Linked DNA regions of Mus musculus: region 1 is linked to region 2. The links are chromatin loops, found by intact Hi-C in ENCODE. Cell type or tissue: left cerebral cortex. All regions are shown on one strand. Links, peaks and the distances in the headings refer to the core of each region. The heading gives the core; the rest is flanking DNA. Region 1 holds the start of Ufsp1 (UFM1-specific peptidase 1). Region 2 holds the start of Mir6418 (microRNA 6418).

Evidence for each region. A loop is a pair of places that touch in the nucleus more often than their neighbours do. Peaks named below come from ENCODE experiments on the same cell type or tissue, not always from the same donor. Only the 100,000 strongest peaks of a DNase experiment are listed, where the experiment ranks them.
Region 1: a loop joins it to region 2, with 3 times the contacts of the local background. A loop is called at or near these places in 1 of 42 quality-filtered maps.

What each region holds. Positions count from the first base shown.
Region 1 is chr5:137,290,123-137,298,382 of GRCm38, forward strand. It overlaps Ache (acetylcholinesterase), which reads left to right. Exons shown (of 5, transcript NM_009599.4): 2 at 1-979; 3 at 1,357-1,841; 4 at 3,046-3,215; 5 at 3,995-4,344. The coding sequence ends at 4,116. It overlaps Ufsp1 (UFM1-specific peptidase 1), which reads left to right and starts at 4,547. Exons shown (of 1, transcript NM_027356.2): 1 at 4,547-5,542. The coding sequence starts at 4,668. The coding sequence ends at 5,321. Srrt (serrate RNA effector molecule homolog (Arabidopsis)) reads right to left here. Exons shown (of 20, transcript NM_031405.2): 12 at 8,106-8,184; 13 at 7,677-7,865; 14 at 7,218-7,391; 15 at 6,957-7,110; 16 at 6,653-6,846; 17 at 6,345-6,501; 18 at 6,096-6,197; 19 at 5,865-5,991; 20 at 5,582-5,784. The coding sequence ends at 5,709. It overlaps Mir8116 (microRNA 8116), which reads left to right and starts at 3,658; the gene lies at 3,658-3,754. It also overlaps Mir7036. In left cerebral cortex, for the core only: CTCF peaks have their summits at 779 (motif pointing right), 3,242 and 4,495; DNase peaks (open chromatin) are centred at 734, 3,362, 4,428 and 5,008; H3K4me3 peaks cover 2,389 bases; H3K27ac peaks cover 2,092 bases.
Region 2 is chr5:137,522,519-137,530,831 of GRCm38, forward strand. Gigyf1 (GRB10 interacting GYF protein 1) reads left to right here. Exons shown (of 24, transcript NM_031408.2): 12 at 1-31; 13 at 143-309; 14 at 437-537; 15 at 619-738; 16 at 884-984; 17 at 1,281-1,363; 18 at 1,444-1,590; 19 at 1,671-1,895; 20 at 2,133-2,323; 21 at 2,413-2,573; 22 at 2,654-2,841; 23 at 2,912-3,041; 24 at 3,134-5,417. The coding sequence ends at 3,186. Gnb2 (guanine nucleotide binding protein (G protein), beta 2) reads right to left here. Exons shown (of 10, transcript NM_010312.5): 2 at 8,177-8,313; 3 at 7,880-7,918; 4 at 7,666-7,772; 5 at 7,328-7,391; 6 at 7,085-7,247; 7 at 6,925-6,991; 8 at 6,486-6,687; 9 at 6,173-6,389; 10 at 5,609-6,091. The coding sequence starts at 8,233. The coding sequence ends at 5,985. It overlaps Mir6418 (microRNA 6418), which reads right to left and starts at 7,076; the gene lies at 6,962-7,076. In left cerebral cortex, for the core only: CTCF peaks have their summits at 1,361 and 3,696; DNase peaks (open chromatin) are centred at 1,422, 1,745, 3,978, 5,415 and 5 more places; H3K4me3 peaks cover 1,088 bases; H3K27ac peaks cover 2,522 bases.

The DNA of each region.
Region 1 (8,260 bases), core at 1-8,000, 230 kb before region 2:
GGCTGAGGGCCGGGAAGACCCGCAGCTGCTGGTGAGGGTTCGAGGGGGCCAGCTGAGGGGCATCCGCCTGAAGGCCCCTGGAGGCCCAGTCTCAGCTTTTCTGGGCATCCCCTTTGCAGAGCCACCTGTGGGCTCACGTAGATTTATGCCACCAGAGCCCAAGCGGCCCTGGTCAGGAGTGTTGGATGCTACCACCTTCCAAAATGTCTGCTACCAGTACGTGGACACCCTGTACCCTGGGTTTGAGGGTACTGAGATGTGGAACCCCAACCGAGAGTTGAGTGAAGACTGCCTGTATCTTAATGTGTGGACACCATACCCCAGACCTGCTTCTCCCACACCTGTCCTCATCTGGATCTATGGGGGTGGTTTCTACAGCGGAGCGGCCTCCTTGGATGTGTATGACGGCCGTTTCCTGGCCCAGGTTGAGGGAGCTGTGTTGGTATCTATGAACTACCGAGTGGGAACCTTTGGCTTCTTGGCCCTACCAGGAAGCAGAGAAGCCCCTGGCAATGTAGGTCTGCTGGATCAACGGCTTGCCTTGCAATGGGTGCAAGAAAATATTGCAGCCTTTGGGGGCGACCCGATGTCAGTGACTCTGTTTGGGGAGAGTGCGGGTGCAGCCTCCGTGGGCATGCACATACTGTCCCTGCCCAGCAGGAGCCTCTTCCACAGGGCTGTCCTCCAGAGTGGCACACCCAATGGGCCCTGGGCCACTGTGAGTGCTGGAGAGGCCAGGCGCAGGGCCACACTGCTGGCCCGCCTTGTGGGCTGTCCCCCAGGTGGCGCTGGTGGCAATGACACCGAGCTGATAGCCTGCTTGAGGACAAGGCCCGCTCAGGACCTGGTGGACCACGAGTGGCACGTCCTGCCTCAAGAAAGTATCTTCCGATTTTCCTTCGTGCCTGTGGTAGACGGGGACTTCCTCAGTGACACACCGGAGGCTCTCATCAATACTGGAGATTTTCAAGACCTGCAGGTGACTAATGGCTGATAGGGGCAGACCAGATTCTTCTGGGTTTCATCCGTCCTTCCCCCTTTCCCAGGGACCCAGGCATGAGGGCTTACTACAGATCCACTGTTAGAGGTCCAAGTTTGTGGGTCCCAAAATCAGTCCTTCCCTGCCGAGTGGTTCAGATCCCAAAGTGGTTGCCGGGCGAAAAAGAAACTATGGGTATATTTTTTTCTTCCTCCACGCCTTGTCTCTCCACCCCACCCCCACCCCCACCCCGCTCTCTGTTCTACACAGTTCTGGCTTTGTAATGGTTCGTCTCTCTGGCTATTAGGTTGCTCATCTGTCTCTGTGTGCCTCTCTATCATCTCTCCATCCTTTCCCCCATCTCCAACTATCCTCAGGTGCTGGTGGGTGTGGTGAAGGACGAGGGCTCCTACTTTCTGGTTTACGGGGTCCCAGGCTTCAGCAAAGACAATGAATCTCTCATCAGCCGGGCCCAGTTCCTGGCTGGGGTGCGGATCGGTGTACCCCAAGCAAGTGACCTGGCAGCCGAGGCTGTGGTCCTGCATTACACAGACTGGCTGCACCCTGAGGACCCTACTCACCTGAGAGATGCCATGAGTGCAGTGGTAGGCGACCACAACGTTGTGTGCCCTGTGGCCCAGCTGGCTGGGCGACTGGCTGCCCAAGGGGCCCGGGTCTATGCCTACATCTTTGAACACCGTGCCTCCACACTGACTTGGCCCCTCTGGATGGGGGTGCCCCATGGCTATGAAATCGAGTTCATCTTTGGGCTCCCCCTGGATCCCTCGCTGAACTACACCACGGAGGAGAGGATCTTTGCTCAGCGACTTATGAAATACTGGACCAATTTTGCCCGCACAGGGTCAGTGGTATTGGAGTGGGGATGGCGTCTGGGGGTCCAGGGGAGAGGGGTACCCATGGATGGCAGTGAAAAAGAAGAAGAAACCTTCACAAAGTTAAGGGGTGAAGAGAAAGTCTCAGGTGATGCCGGAGAACAAGGCAGGCAGAACAGGGAGTCCTTAAAAGACAAAACCAGCTGGGAACCTTGAATCCCAGCACAGGAGGGAGAAGACAGTCTAATGTATACAGTTCCAGACTAGCTGGGACACGACAGAGTGAGAGCCCCCATAAGGGCTGGGAACAGCTCCATGGTAGACGGCTGAAAAGCAAATGTATATGAGGCCACCCCAGCACTCTAAAAGACAGCGAGGTAACTGGTATTCAACAGATAAAAGAGATTGCCCTGCAAGCCTATCTCAGTTGAATCCCTGAAACACAGAGAAGTGGCTCTCCACAAAGCTACCCCTGACCTTCAAATCTCTCTCACTCACACACAAACCCACACAGATGATGATGATGATGACGACAGAGAAAGGCAGTAGAGGTTTGGGGGTGTAGCTCAGTTAGTACTTACCTACCTAGCATGCACAAACCCTTGGGTGCATCTGATTTTCGTTTCCCAAAGTAAAAGTAATAATTGTAGAGACAGGACTGCACCTACCTACACAGCTAAAAGCACAATCCTAGAATTTTTATTTTAAAATAGGGTCTCGCTATGTAGCACTGGCTGGTCTGGAAATCTCCATGTTGATCAGGCTGGCTTCAAACTCAGAAAAATTAGCCTGCCTCTGCTTCCCGGGTGCTGGGATTAAAGCCTGTAGTACCGCACCCAGCTAGAAAGACTTTGAAAACAAAGGGAAATGGAGAAAGAGACAGAGATGTCCAGTGGAAAGAAAACTTCCCTAGGTGGTGGAATGGTAGAAGGTACTTAAAATGAGAAGGGAACCTATCCATGTCTGTAAATCCGTACTCTGGGAAACTGAGGCAGAAGCATTGGCAGCACTCATTTCTCTCTCTCTCTCTCTCTCTCTCTCACACACACACACACACACACACACACACACACACACACTCACACGGGGCGAGGGCGGGGGTGGGGGGCTGGCTGGAGTAGGGAGAAGAGAGTTGGGTGTTAAGAGTTGAAGAGGGTCCAGAGTCAGGAAAAGGATCCACGTCTTCATTCCTTATTCCTCTGGGCAGGCTGAGATTTCCCTTTCCTTCCTCAGGGACCCCAATGACCCTCGAGACTCCAAATCTCCACAGTGGCCACCGTACACCACTGCCGCGCAGCAATATGTGAGCCTGAACCTGAAGCCCTTAGAGGTGCGGCGGGGACTGCGCGCCCAGACCTGCGCCTTCTGGAATCGCTTTCTCCCCAAATTGCTCAGCGCCACCGGTAGGCGCATGGAGTGGGGGGAGCAGGGAATGCACAAGGCGGCAAGGGTTGGAAGGAGGGGAGAGAGATGGGGTGCAAAACACAGGGTGTAATCCCTCTCTTCTCCACCTCCCCAGCCACGGAGGCTCCTTGCACCTGCCCAAGCCCCGCCCATGGGGAGGCGGCCCCGAGGCCCGGGCCGGACTTAGCCCTGTCCCTCCTCTTCTTCCTTTTCCTCCTCCACTCCGGGCTTCCGTGGCTCTAACTGCAATCCTTTCCCCTTCTGGTCTCAAAGCACACTTACTCTAGTGTGTAGCTGAGAAGGGGCCCCTCTCAGGGATACAGAACCCCACTCCATTCTCAAGCCGAGACAAAATGGACAGACTCAGGGATCTTTGTTAAACAAAAATTCAAAAAACAGGATTTTTTTTTTTTTAATGTAAAAAATTATCCTTTGGAGCTTGAGCCTGGTGTTGAGGGGAGAAGGATCCGGGGCTAGTTGGCGTCAGCCAAAGGGCCTTATAATCGCCAACTATTTCTGTATCTTCTCTCTTTTCCCCACTAACCCATGAACCCTTCTCCCACTCTGATCCTGTCCCTCCCCTCCGTCTTCCGGTGATTTTTATCTCTTCCTCTCCTTCCTGTTCCACCTCTCCCTTCATTCTCCGGATCATCCACTGTTCTCTTTCCACCACCCCGCTCGGCCTCCGACAATGCGTGTGTGCCGGCGCACTCACGACCGGTCTCCACTACCCGACCTGTTCCGTTTCTCCCACTCTTGCGGGGTGCCCTGGCCGCAGATACTCTGGACGAGGCGGAGCGCCAGTGGAAGGCCGAGTTCCACCGCTGGAGCTCCTACATGGTGCACTGGAAGAACCAGTTCGACCACTATAGCAAGCAGGAGCGCTGCTCAGACCTGTGACCCCTTGGGGGACCCCAGGTCCTGCCGCCCTGCCCGAGCCCCTAGCTGTATATACACTATTTATTTAAGGGCTGGGATATAATACGACCGAGCCCCCAGGCCCTGTCCACTCCTCCCCGACTTCCTCCCACTAGGGGCTCCCCATCTTCTGCATGTCTTGGGCTAAGCTCCCCTCCCCGCGGTGCCTTCGCCCCTCTGGGCCGCCAATAAACTGTTACAGCCACCAGAGTCTGTGCAACACGCGGGAAGTTGGGGCGGGGATGAGGTCAGAGACGCTGGGAACAGAAGCCTCGGGATTGGTGAGCACTGAGGCACCCTGCCCGCAGCATCCGGCGGAAGCAAGCGCTGGGCCCGCCCCTAGGGGCGGAGCCTGCGACTGCGCAGCCAGGCTGGTTTGCCGGCGCCTTTTAGAAGGCTCCTTAATTCGTCTGCCTGTGGAATCATCTCTCCTGCCGCTAGCCTGCTTGCTGAGAGTTCTCCGGTTCTACGTGCCCACACTGCCCGTAGCTAGTCCCAGAAAACACCAGGAACCCGGAATTGGCCCTGCCTCGATGACAGCTGCTCTACCGAGCACCCTGGAGCTGCTGAAGGACGTGCACCTGGGCCTGCCTGTGCCCTGCCATGATCCCGCCCGACTGGCCCTCCTCTCAGGCCACTACCTTTACTATCACTATGGTTGCGATGGACTGGATGACCGTGGCTGGGGATGCGGCTACCGCACCCTGCAGACGCTGTGCTCCTGGCCAGGGGGCCAGTCCTCGGGCGTGCCTGGACTGCCAGCCTTGCAGGGAGCCCTAGAGGCCATGGGCGACAAGCCCCCCGGATTCCGGGGCTCCCGTAACTGGATCGGCTGTGTAGAGGCCAGTCTCTGCCTAGAACACTTCGGAGGACCTCAAGGGCGCCTATGCCACTTGCCCCGCGGAGTAGGGCTTAGGGGAGAAGAGGAGCGGCTTTATTCACACTTTACAACGGGTGGGGGCCCAGTAATGGTAGGAGGAGATGCAGATGCCCAGTCCAAGGCCCTGCTGGGGATCTGTGAGGGGCCAGGTTCAGAAGTCTATGTCTTGATACTGGACCCACACTACTGGGGCACTCCAAAAAACCGTTGTGAACTACAAGCTGCTGGATGGGTGGGCTGGCAAAAGGTAAAAAGCGTCTTTGATTCCAATTCCTTCTACAACTTGTGCTTCACCAGAAATCTCTGAATCACCACGCCCTACCTGCACCGTTGGGTAGATCCCAGAACTGAGACTAAACACAGCCACCTATTTACTTCGCACAGGCCCCCACCGCGATCAAGTTTGGGCCTGGCACAATGATACGGGCAGGTGAATCTGAGTTCAAAGCCAACTTGGTCTACACAGCAAGGCCAAGCTGGAATTAGAGATACTGTTCTGAAAAATAATAAATTGGCGTAATTCAGCTTACTATGGCCCAGCCTGTGTTTGGGAAGGGACATACAGCACACAGTTAACACACACTACCAAAGTGTTTTTACTAGCGGGTAAAATAACGTACAAAAAACTTTTCAGCTGATGGGATAAAGTGGTCACGGGTACTGATGTAGCAATGCAGGAGGGGACATGGATGGCTCAAAAGAAGTCAACATCATCCGGGGCATCCAGGTCCCGATACTCCACTATGGCCCTTGGGTCTCCTCGAACCATCCTGTGAGATAAAGGAAATGTGAACAGATGTCCCTATAGTCAGAGACGGGGAAAGGCAGCCTGGGCATCGTTCGTGCTCACCTGTTCCGAGGTTTCCCAGGATAACCGCCTTGGCCTCGAAAAGCATCATAGTTCCCACGGCCGGCACCATATGGAGCATGGGGGTATGGAGGCCCTCCTGTTGGGACTGCAGGGCGGACAGCACCAGCTATGACAAAGACCCAGGGTGAACTAAAAACTGACCTCAACCTCAGCCTAAGCTTTGTAGCCGCCTACAGACACCAAACCCCTGCACTGCCTTTCCACACTCACCTCCATAGCCCAAGATGGGAGGCCGGGGCTGACCATATGGCATCAAGCCCTGTGGCGTCTGATGTGGGTAGGGAAGTCCTGGGGTCAGGCCTGGGGGGAGTACAACACGGACAGGAACATGAATTACTGCGGGGGAGGAAAGGGACTGACAAGAATTCTAGGAATAGGGCCTGAAGGTTAGTGGAGCACACTTCTCAAAGTAGAAGAAAGAAGTCAAAGGTATGGCAGCCACCACAGATCGTATCTTACTCTGGGCAGGGCCAGGTGGCTGAGCTGGCTTGATCTCAGGCAAAGCTGGGCGCTTGGCGTCTGTGAGAAAGTTATTGAAGAACGCCACCTCCTTCTTCACCTCCTCGATCTTCTCGGCATGCTTATTGAAGATATGCTTGCGCACAAACTCCGGGCCCTGGGAGGAGCGGATGAGGACGGACAGCATGCTGCAGTCTCTTCCCCACCGAACCCCGCTGGAAGGTAACAGCTTCCTCCAGGCTTTTAGGGGTTTTGCTACCCAAGCCCTCCTCCCAATCTACCCTCACAATTCTTTTCACATCTCAGACCTTGAATTTCTTGCCACTGAGAGGACATAGCCACTTATCCTTGCCCAGTTCCTGCGTGTTGGAGGTGACAAACTTCTCCACTTCCTGCTCTGGGTCTTTTCGACCCATCTTCTGGGCCTCTTCCTCAGAAAGGGATTCACGCACACTCAACAGTGGAGTCAGTTTCTCCTCAAATGTCTTCTGCCACTCCAGCACTGTGTGGGTGACAAAGGCAAGCTGAGAGGGAGACTGGAGCAAGGGGGAAGAGGAGGGACAGTAGACAGAGGTTGGCCATGAAAGACAACATGAGGGACCTGCAACGTACCTTCTCCGTGACTAATTCGGTTGGGAGGCATGGGCCCCCGAACGTGGATTATGCCACAGCGGTTGGGCATCTCGTCTTCATTAGGGTACTCACAGGTGTTATAATAATCCAGAGAATGCACAATACGCAAATAGAGAAGAAGTTTATCCAAGACCTGGGGGGCGGGGAGGGTGGACACACAAGGTCACTATTCAGCCCCGATACAGAAAGCCGCATGCCGCACTCCCCTGGACGCATGCTCCAGATGGTCGGAACTGGCACCTTGATCAGCTTCTCATCTCTCTCCACGTTGATCTCGGCTGGGTTGCCCTCCTTGGGAGGCTCCTCAGGAGGGGGTCCCCCACTGCTCCCCAGAAGCTCCTCCTCCTCCGCACTCACTTCCTCAATCAGGTAGTCAGTGATGTTCTTCAGGATGGGGTTTTGCGAGGGGAGGCTCTAGCGAGGAGGACATGGACAGTAAGGCAGAGAAATCAGCGCAGAAACTGGGCCATGAAGACAGGATCAGCATCACGGACAAACCCTGTCTCCTAATCTCATTCGTCCATCCTAACCCACAAATGACTATGCTGTTGGAAGCTAGAGGAGGTAGCATCCAGACAAAGGGGCAAACAAAGGAGGTTATGGATAGGACCCAGGGATCAGGAAAACAAGCAGATGAGGTCAGGGGTAGCACAAGGAACCATTGGGTACACTAGAAACCATCCCCTGGGAGTCACTGACTGTGGGCACAGGAGGCGTCCCAGGCTCAGAGGCCCAGAGCTGGGTCCTGTCATCCAGTGTGTGGATTAGCTTGGCTGCCAACTTGATGTCATTGCGCACTATCTGCTTGTGCTGTGTAATGCCATTTATGTTGCGGACACGACGGGTCAGGTCTCTGTTCACACCGGGACTCAGTTCACACTCCCGGAGCTATAGAGACATAATTAACAAGGAGGCCATGACTGCCCCAGAACTGCACCCTGAGAGTTGGCCCTACAGAGACCCTTGAACCCAAGCTCTCCCCAAAGGGGACTGAACCATGGTCACAGTCCCAGAACTTCTCAGACAGAAGTGAAGCCTGCAGGTGAAGCCTCACGGCTGAGTGGACACGGGAGAAATGGACAAGCAGAGCCCAACCATGCTTCCTATAGCCCCGCTCCCAACACTCACCCGAATGTTCTGCAGGTTCCAACAGATCTCCTTAATGTTAACACTGCGGTCAAAAGTCACCCAGCCACGGCGAAAAAACCTACATAACAAAGTTTATCAGCACTGTCCCAGAACGGAGCCAGTGTGGCCTCCTTACCCCATCCCAAGGTGTGCAG
Region 2 (8,313 bases), core at 247-8,246:
TTCTACAAGGACCCACAGGGGGAAATCCAAGGTAGCGGTGGGTAGCAGGCTGCTGGGACTCCATGTTGCTCAAGCAGATCTTAGAGTGCCCTCTGACTATGCCATAGCCACCTCCTGACCCCTCTTGATGCCCTTGTTCCAGGCCCTTTCACGACCCAGGAGATGGCTGAGTGGTTCCAGGCTGGCTACTTCTCCATGTCACTCTTAGTGAAGAGGGGCTGCGATGAGGGTTTCCAGCCTCTGGGAGAGGTGATCAAGATGTGGGGCCGTGTGCCCTTTGCCCCAGGGCCCTCGCCACCCCCGCTGCTGGTGAGCACTGTCTGCTCGGCAGGTTGCAGGGAAGGCCAGTGGGGGCAGCAGCAGGACCGCAGGCTTCCCAGCACCTCACATGCTCCTGCTGGGCATACTCACACAGGCGTGCTCTGACCTCCCACAGGGCAACATGGATCAGGAGCGGCTGAAGAAGCAGCAGGAGCTGGCTGCGGCAGCCCTGTACCAGCAGCTGCAGCACCAGCACTTTCTGCAGCTGGTTGGCAGGTATGGGGGGAGCTTGGGGGCTTGTTGTGGGCACGAGAGTGGTCCTGCGTGGTCCACTGTCTGAGCCCAGTGTGTCTGTAGCCGCCAGCTCCCGCAGTGTACGACGCTCCGGGAAAAGGCAGCTATGGGGGACCTGACGCCGCCGCAGCAGCAGCAGCTCACTACGTTCCTGCAGCAGCTCCAGGCTCTCAAAACCCCCAGGTCAGTCTGTTTGCACACAGCCCCAGGTTGTGTGTGAACTGGTGTTTGTAAGAAAGTGTAAATATGTGTCCTGTTGTGAGGCAGAGGAGGAGTAGGGCGGGCTACAAGAGAGCAGTACCCTGAGGGCCATTGGTTTGTTTCTCAGAGGTGGAGACCAGAACCTGCTCCCGACGATGAGCCGGTCCTTGTCGGTGCCAGATTCAGGCCCCCTCTGGGACTTACATACCTCAGCTTCATCACAGTCAGGTGAGTGGCCACCCTGCCTGCCCCATGCCACCTCCTGGTCCGTTGTACTCCTGAGTCTCCTTCTGCCCCTACTCTTGTCTGGCCTGCCCCACAGTGGCCCAGCCTTACACCCACTGGTTCAGAGGGGCAGAGCCCAAGCGCCCAAGCTGCTGCAAATGGCAGAAGTCAGAGGGGCTCTAAAATGGGACCCTGGACAGCTAGGCAGGGAGGCTCATTTGGGGACAAATGTTTCTACTTCCTATCTAAGGCAGGCTCTGCTGGGCCTGGGCCTCTGCAGCTGCCTGTTCCTCCTGCAGGTGGTGAGGCCAGTCTTTGGGACATACCAATTAACTCTTCGACTCAGGGTCCAATTCTAGAACAGCTCCAACTGCAGCATAAAGTAAGTAGAGCAGGCTGACATGGCAAAGGCCGGCTGAGGCAGCTCAGCCTCCCTGCTGCCTAAAGTCCCTGTCGCCTCAGTTTCAAGAGCGCAGAGAAGTGGAGCTCAGGGCGAAGCGGGAGGAGGAGGAGCGCAAACGACGGGAGGAGAAGCGGCGCCAACAGCAGCAGCAGCAGGAGGAGCAGAAGCGACGGCAGGAAGAGGAGGAGCTCTTTCGGCGCAAGCAGGTTCAAGTCCCTCCTGTCTCCTGACCCTAGCCTGGGCCTGGGGCCTGCGGGCCACCCTCACCCACTGTGTCCCTACCCAGGTACGGCAGCAGGAATTGTTGCTGAAGCTGCTACAGCAGCAGCAAGCGACGAATGTCCCTGTGCCCCCTGCACCCAGCTCCCCACCCCCGCTCTGGGCTGGCCTAGCCAAGCAGGGCCTGTCCATGAAGACTCTGCTGGAGCTGCAGATGGAAAGTGAGCGCCAACTGCACAAGCAGGCGGCACCGCGGGAGCCTCTGCGGGCCCAGGCCCCCAACCACCGAGTGGTGAGCACCTGCCCCAGGGAGCCCCTCTGCCGCAGTTTCCAGGAGTGCTTGGGCTGGGGGGAGGTGTCCCTGAGCTCATGTTCCTAGAGCTGAAGACCTATGTCCTTTCATTATTAGAAGGATGGCCCCTCTCCCTAGTCTTCACCTCCTGCCCTCCAATTTGCCCCCAAATGAGCCTCCCTGCCTAGATGTCCAGGGTCCCATTTTAGAGCCCCTCTGACTTCCTGCCGTTTGCAGCAGCTTGGGGGCTTGGGCTCTGCCCCTCTGAACCAGTGGGTGTCTGAGGCTGGGCCACTATGGGGCGGGCCAGACAAGAGTGGGGGCAGCAGCGGTGGCAACCTGGGACTCTGGGAAGATACTCTCAAGAGTGGCGGGAGCCTGGCCCGAAGCCTGGGCCTGAAGAGCAGTCGGAGCAGCCCGTCTCTCAGGTGAGGCGCCTGCCTAGTGGGGCTTGTCAGGAAGAAGGGATGCTAAGGTCTGGGCTTATCTGTGGCCTCCAATTCCCCTCCTACCTCAGTGACTCGTACAGCCACCTGTCAGGCCGACCTGTTCGCAAAAAGACAGAAGAGGAAGAGAAGTTGCTGAAGCTGCTGCAGGGCATCCCTCGGCCCCAGGACGGCTTCACGCAGTGGTGTGAGCAAATGCTGCACACCCTGAGCACTGCGGGCAGCCTAGACGGTACGGAGGCGCCTGAGAGGCTCTACTGGCTCTAGGGACTCCAGACCTGTCCAGCATGCTTGACTATCCCCTCTCTGTAGTTCCCATGGCTGTCGCCATCCTCAAGGAGGTGGAGTCCCCTTACGATGTCCATGATTATATTCGTTCCTGCCTGGGGGACACGCTGGAAGCCAAAGAATTTGCCAAACAATTCCTGGAGCGGAGGGCCAAGCAGAAAGCCAGCCAACAGCGGCAGCAGCAGCAGCAGCAGCAGCAGCAGCAGCAGCAGGTGGAGTCTTGTGGGACCTGGGGAGGCAGGATGTCCAGGGCTCTCCTGACTCTGTCCTCTTTTGCCTTAGGAGGCCTGGCTGAGCAGCACCTCCCTACAGACAGCCTTTCAGGCCAACCACAGCACCAAACTGGGCCCTGGGGAGGGCAGCAAGGCCAAAAGGCGGGCACTGATGCTTCACTCCGACCCTAGCATCTTGGGTAAGTGTCGGGTGGGACTGGAAAGCTCTGCTTTCCCTGCACAGGTCTCAGCGGACCTGGGGAAGCTTACTCTTGCTTCTCCCTGGCTTCAGGGTACTCCCTGCACGGCCCTTCCGGTGAGATCGAGAGCGTGGATGACTACTGACCAGCCTGTCCCACCTGCCCCCTGGGCCTTAGACTCGGGTGGTGGCAGCAGCATGGACCCTTGGGTCTCCAGCCTGCAGGCTCCCACAGGGAGCAGAGGAGGAAGCGAGCGAGCGAGCGAGTGGGGCAGGGTCCCCAGCACTTGTTACAAACCACACGATGCACCTTAACTCACCCGCCACGAGGCACTTTACAGATGGGGGAGGGGCCTTTCTTTTCCTCTTTAATTTTAAACATTAGGAGAGACAGAAATATCATCCAAAAGCTAGACGGTAGACCCCTACACCCCTTTGGGAATAATGGGTGTGACATTGGAAGGTCCACAGAGGTTTGTTTTTGGTTTTTTGTTTTGTTTTGTTTTTATTTTTTAGAAAAAAAAAAAAAGATAAAAAAAATAATGAAAAAAAAAGTTAGGCTGAAAGGAAAAAAAAAATCACACTGTTATTTTTGGCCAGTGGGTACCAGGCCCCATGGACCTGTCCTGCCTGGCTTCCCTGAGGCTGCACTTACCCTGCTGCCCCAGAAGGTGGGTCATTGGGGTGACTTGTCAGCTGGGTGCTGGCAGTTTGCACAGCGAGCGAGCGGAGGCCCTCTCCAGAAGCCCCGCCCACTGGACCTGCTGTGATCAGCTCCTGTGGCCGTTACTGTGGCAGGTGTCCTGGTAAGGGGCCAGAGTCGCCCCTTACCTCAGCTGCTTTGGGAGGAACGTTGCACAAATTGGATGAGCTGCCTCAGCTCCCTCTCCCCACACCCCCGAAACAGCCCTCCCACACTGGCTGAGGGAGCTGGGGAAAGCCCTGTCAGTGCCAGCCTGTCAGCTGGGCTCTGAACTCAGGCCTGCTGAGGGGCTGACCCCCACTGCTGCCATTTCGGGGGACAGCCTGGGTGTGACACTGAAAGCCCCAGCTCCCTGCCTTTGCCACATGAATGTATTTTCTGGCCCCCAAGCCCGTCTCACCCCCTCTGAGAAGGGACTCAGCCCTTCCTCCAGGAGCTGGAGAACACCCCTCCTTTTATCATGGCCGAGGCCTTGCTTGTGAGGGAAGGACACCGAAGGAGTGGCTTGGGGCGGAACCTAGGGGGGCCCCGTGGTGAGAACCCCCTGATCAGCAGCCAGCTGTGTGGGAAGCAGACCACAGCTCCGTACCTGACCCCTCCATTGACCAAATGGGAGAGGAGTGAGCAGCCCCTCTCCTTGATGTTTTTTGTGTTGGGTGTAAGGCTGGAGGTCGAGAGCGCCTGTGTCCTGGCTGGGGGCTGCCTTGCCTGTTGCTCGCCGACCTCACTCCTAGCCCTCCCGCCCTGCCCATGCTTGTCTTCATTGTTGTTTGCCCCCCCCCCCCCCTTTCTTTTTAATATACTGTGTTAGTGACTCTCCCATCGACCTCATTGCTCAGAATGCAGTATTAGGGCTAGCGAGCGAGCCTGCCACTGCCTCCTCCATGAATGTATTTCTAGTTTCTGTCCTGGGGAAGTAGGGAGTGGCCCCAGGTTCTTCTTTCCCATCCATCCCCACAGAGGTGACCTTTTGTTTTCCTTTCCACTTTTTTTTTTTCTTTTTTTTCTTTTTTTTTTTTTTTGCACCAAAGTGGCAACTGGGTCAGTGTTGGGGATCAGGCTGGCTTTGGGTGGAAGGGCCCCTCCACCTGCTTCTCCCTGGTTTTGACAGTGTTAGCGTCTGTGAAAAGACAATATTCTCTCTAAAGCAATAAGGGGGTGATGGGCCAGGGGGAAACGTCTTGCTGCTGCTGGCCCCCCAGCTCCCTTTCCCTCTTGCCATTGTGGTGGCATTGGAGGGATGGGAGAGACTCCTGTTGTGACTGAATGTAACCTACCCTGCCCCTGCCACAGCCAATGCAGGGGGAGGGAGGGCACTTGTCTCTTCCTACCCCTCCCCCCAGCTAAAGAGACTGAACTTGGGGGCCCATGAGCCTGGAGAGGCCTTAACCCTGTGAGGAAGTGTGGGGCCTCTCCCACCCCATCCCCTCTGAGAGTGGCCAATGTTTACAAGCCCTGAGCCCCAGCCCAGGGACTCAGACCCCCCCCCCCCATCTTAATCCTTTCCCCATCCCAGTCTTACAGGGCCCCACTGCCCCACCCTACCCCCTTGGGGTTCAGGGTAGTGTGGGTGTCCTGTGTATCCCAGTTTACCCTACCTCTACCCTGTGTGACTTCCCTAATACCCACTCTTGTAAATACTCCCAATAAAACTTGGTGTGTTCTCCCAGTCTACCTTGTCTGCCAGCTTTTCCATGACTGAGCTGGGGTAAGGGCACAGTGGTGGTGGTGGGGTGCATCTGGGAAATGCTGGACTCAGCCTCATGTAGAGCAAGAATGGGGTACCTGCTATCGCTTAGAGGAGCCCAATACCCACTGCCTGTCTGCTTTCTGGAGAAAGGGGGACAGTAAGCAAGGAGACTAGGTACAGAGTTGGAAGTGGTTCCTTTATGGAAAAACTGAAAATATAATAAAAATTAAAATAAAACCAGTTAAAAAAGCCAGCCCCTGGAGTTTCCACCTCCTGCCTCTGGCCCTCCAGAGGGGTGAGGCCATGGCCCCAGGGCAGCAAAGGGTGAGGGCTTTCCTGCCCTTCCTCTTCCCCCATTCCATCCCCGACTTTTATCTCCACAGTGGGGGCCCCCCCCTAGAGGAACCAAACCTGGGTATGGGAGCAGGACCGGAGGCCCTGTAGCCCAGGGAGGGAGGCTTGGCACATGTACCCAGCCCCAAAGCTCCGGGCCTGTAGTGTGGGCATGGGCAGGGCTGCTCCCTGCCTGGGCCCATCTGGGGTTGGGGAGGTTAGTTCCAGATCTTGAGGAAGGAGTCCCAGGAGCCTGTAGCCACGGCCATTCCATCATCTGTGACCCCAAGGCAGCTCACACGGTTATCATGGCCAGCGAGGACACCTGGAGAACAAAGGGAAGGATGTAGGAACCGGTCTGGCCCACACTTCCCATCTCTGCCTTCTGTGGGCCCAGAGTCCTCACCTGCACGGTCACCCTTCATGGCATCCCAGATGTTGCAGTTGAAGTCGTCGTAGCCAGCGAGCAGCAGCCGGCCGCTGCGCGAGAAGGCAACCGAGGTGATGCCGCAGATGATGTTGTCGTGGGAATACATGAGCAGCTCCTGATCAGCCCGCAGGTCAAAGAGGCGACAAGTGGCGTCATCTGATCCCGTGGTGAAGGCATAGCCATTGGGGAAGAACTGCAAGATTTGGGCCAGAGATGATAAGAGTGTGAGGCAAAGCCAGGGGTGTGGGATACAGGGGGCAGGCAGCTCACCATACTCCTCCTGACTTACAGCCACGGCATTGATGTCCGACTCGTGACCTATGAATGTCTGTCGGCACATGGAATCCCGAACATCCCACAGCTTGATGGAGGCGTCACAGGCACCTGACACAAAGGTGCGGCCATCGGGGGCCAGTGACAGGGACATCACATCCCCACTGTGTCCAGCAAACCCCACCGTCTGCTGGCCTGTCTCAATGTCCCACAGGGCACTGGAGAGGCAACAGGAGGAAGGATTAGGAAAGGACTAGAGGACAGAAACCCTGGCTTAACTACTGTATGAGCCCAACCCTGACGGGGCCCTCTAGAAAGAGGGCCAAGAACCCGAAATAGTGGGGGAGCCACTTGGCCACCATGCAGAGGGGAAGACTAGGTGCTCAGAAGTGTGCCTGCCACCTGCTGGGCCCTGGATCCCCCGAAGGCAGGGAGCCAGCACGGCAGAGCCTCACCAGGTGGTGTCCCCAGAGCTGGTGATGATTTGGTTGTCGTCCAGGAAGCGGCAGCATGACAGGTACCCTGGAGAAAGGAGGTTGCAGTCAGGCATTTTAGAGGACAGTGCATCTCTTCCCTTCCCCTGACCGTGTTCTTGCCTCTTCTGGCTCCACTCACCAGTGTGGCCAGGCAGCTCTCTGCTGACCCTGACATTGCCCTCTCGGGTCTTGAGACTATAGATGGAGCAGATGTTGTCCAAACCCCCACAGGCCACAAAGTTCCCTGAGGGGGCGTAGGCACAGGTCATGACCCAGGAGGAACGCAGAGGGATGGCGTGGACCTAGAGGAGAGCAGCACCCTGAGTCAGAGTCAGCCAGGGCCTGACAGCCCTGCCCCACCCACCTTGGGTACCCGCTTTACCTTGTTAGTGGTGTAGCTGTCCCAAATGATGAGCTTTCCGTCCTGGGAGGCGCTGACCAGCAGCCTGGCGGGCCAGTGGCAGACAGCTCAGGGTGTGGAAGAGAGGCCCCCTAACCCTCCCTGGCTAGAGAAGCTTTTTAGAGGCATTCCCCCAAATCCTCTCAGGATGATCCTGGATCCCTGGTCTTCCAAGGATACTGGGAATCAGTCTTCCCAAATTACTGACAGATTCTCCCCCCAGACCTGAGAGTCCTCCCCACACCCTGTACTATCATTCTGCCCATTATATAAAATCACCCCAGAACCTAGACATACTAAAGCAGGGGCCACCCACGCACCTTGAGTCTGTCCCCCAGTGCATGGCATAGATTTTTGCCAGGTGTCCACGGAGGGTCCTCCGTGTTCTCATCTGAATTCGCCCCACTGGGTCCAGCCCAGCTGTGATCTGGAACAACGGAGCGACTGAGGTGGTACATAGAGACCCAAGCAACAGAAGACCATCCAACACCTCCCATTCTTCAGTGCCCCAGGGTAGCTCTGTAGTCACCTCACCTGGGTCAGTGTGGAATCCCCGCATGCTTTTCTGGCGTCCTGTAAATGATGGGCAGTGCAAGAGAGGGAAAGGAGAGAAGTGCAAAGAGGTGAGGAAAGAGTGAAGAAAACAGGAGACAAGGGGAAGATGAGCCGGGAGACATTTGGAGACCAGGACTCCCTTTCTCCTCCCACCCTGCAACAGACAGACACACACCGGCCACAGGCAACCCATTCTACTCAGGTCAAAGGGAAGCAGCACACTCAAGCCACGCCTGGCTGGGCTCGGCCTCCCCATCACAGCCACCAGGCCCTCACCCGGATCTGGTTCCGGAGCTGCTCGGCCTCCTGTCTCAGTTGCTCCAGCTCACTCATGGCGCCGGGCCCGTGGGGCGGGGTTGGGGGCGGCTGGGGGCCGCGGGACGGGGGCTGGGGGAGGCAGCTCCTGGCCGCTG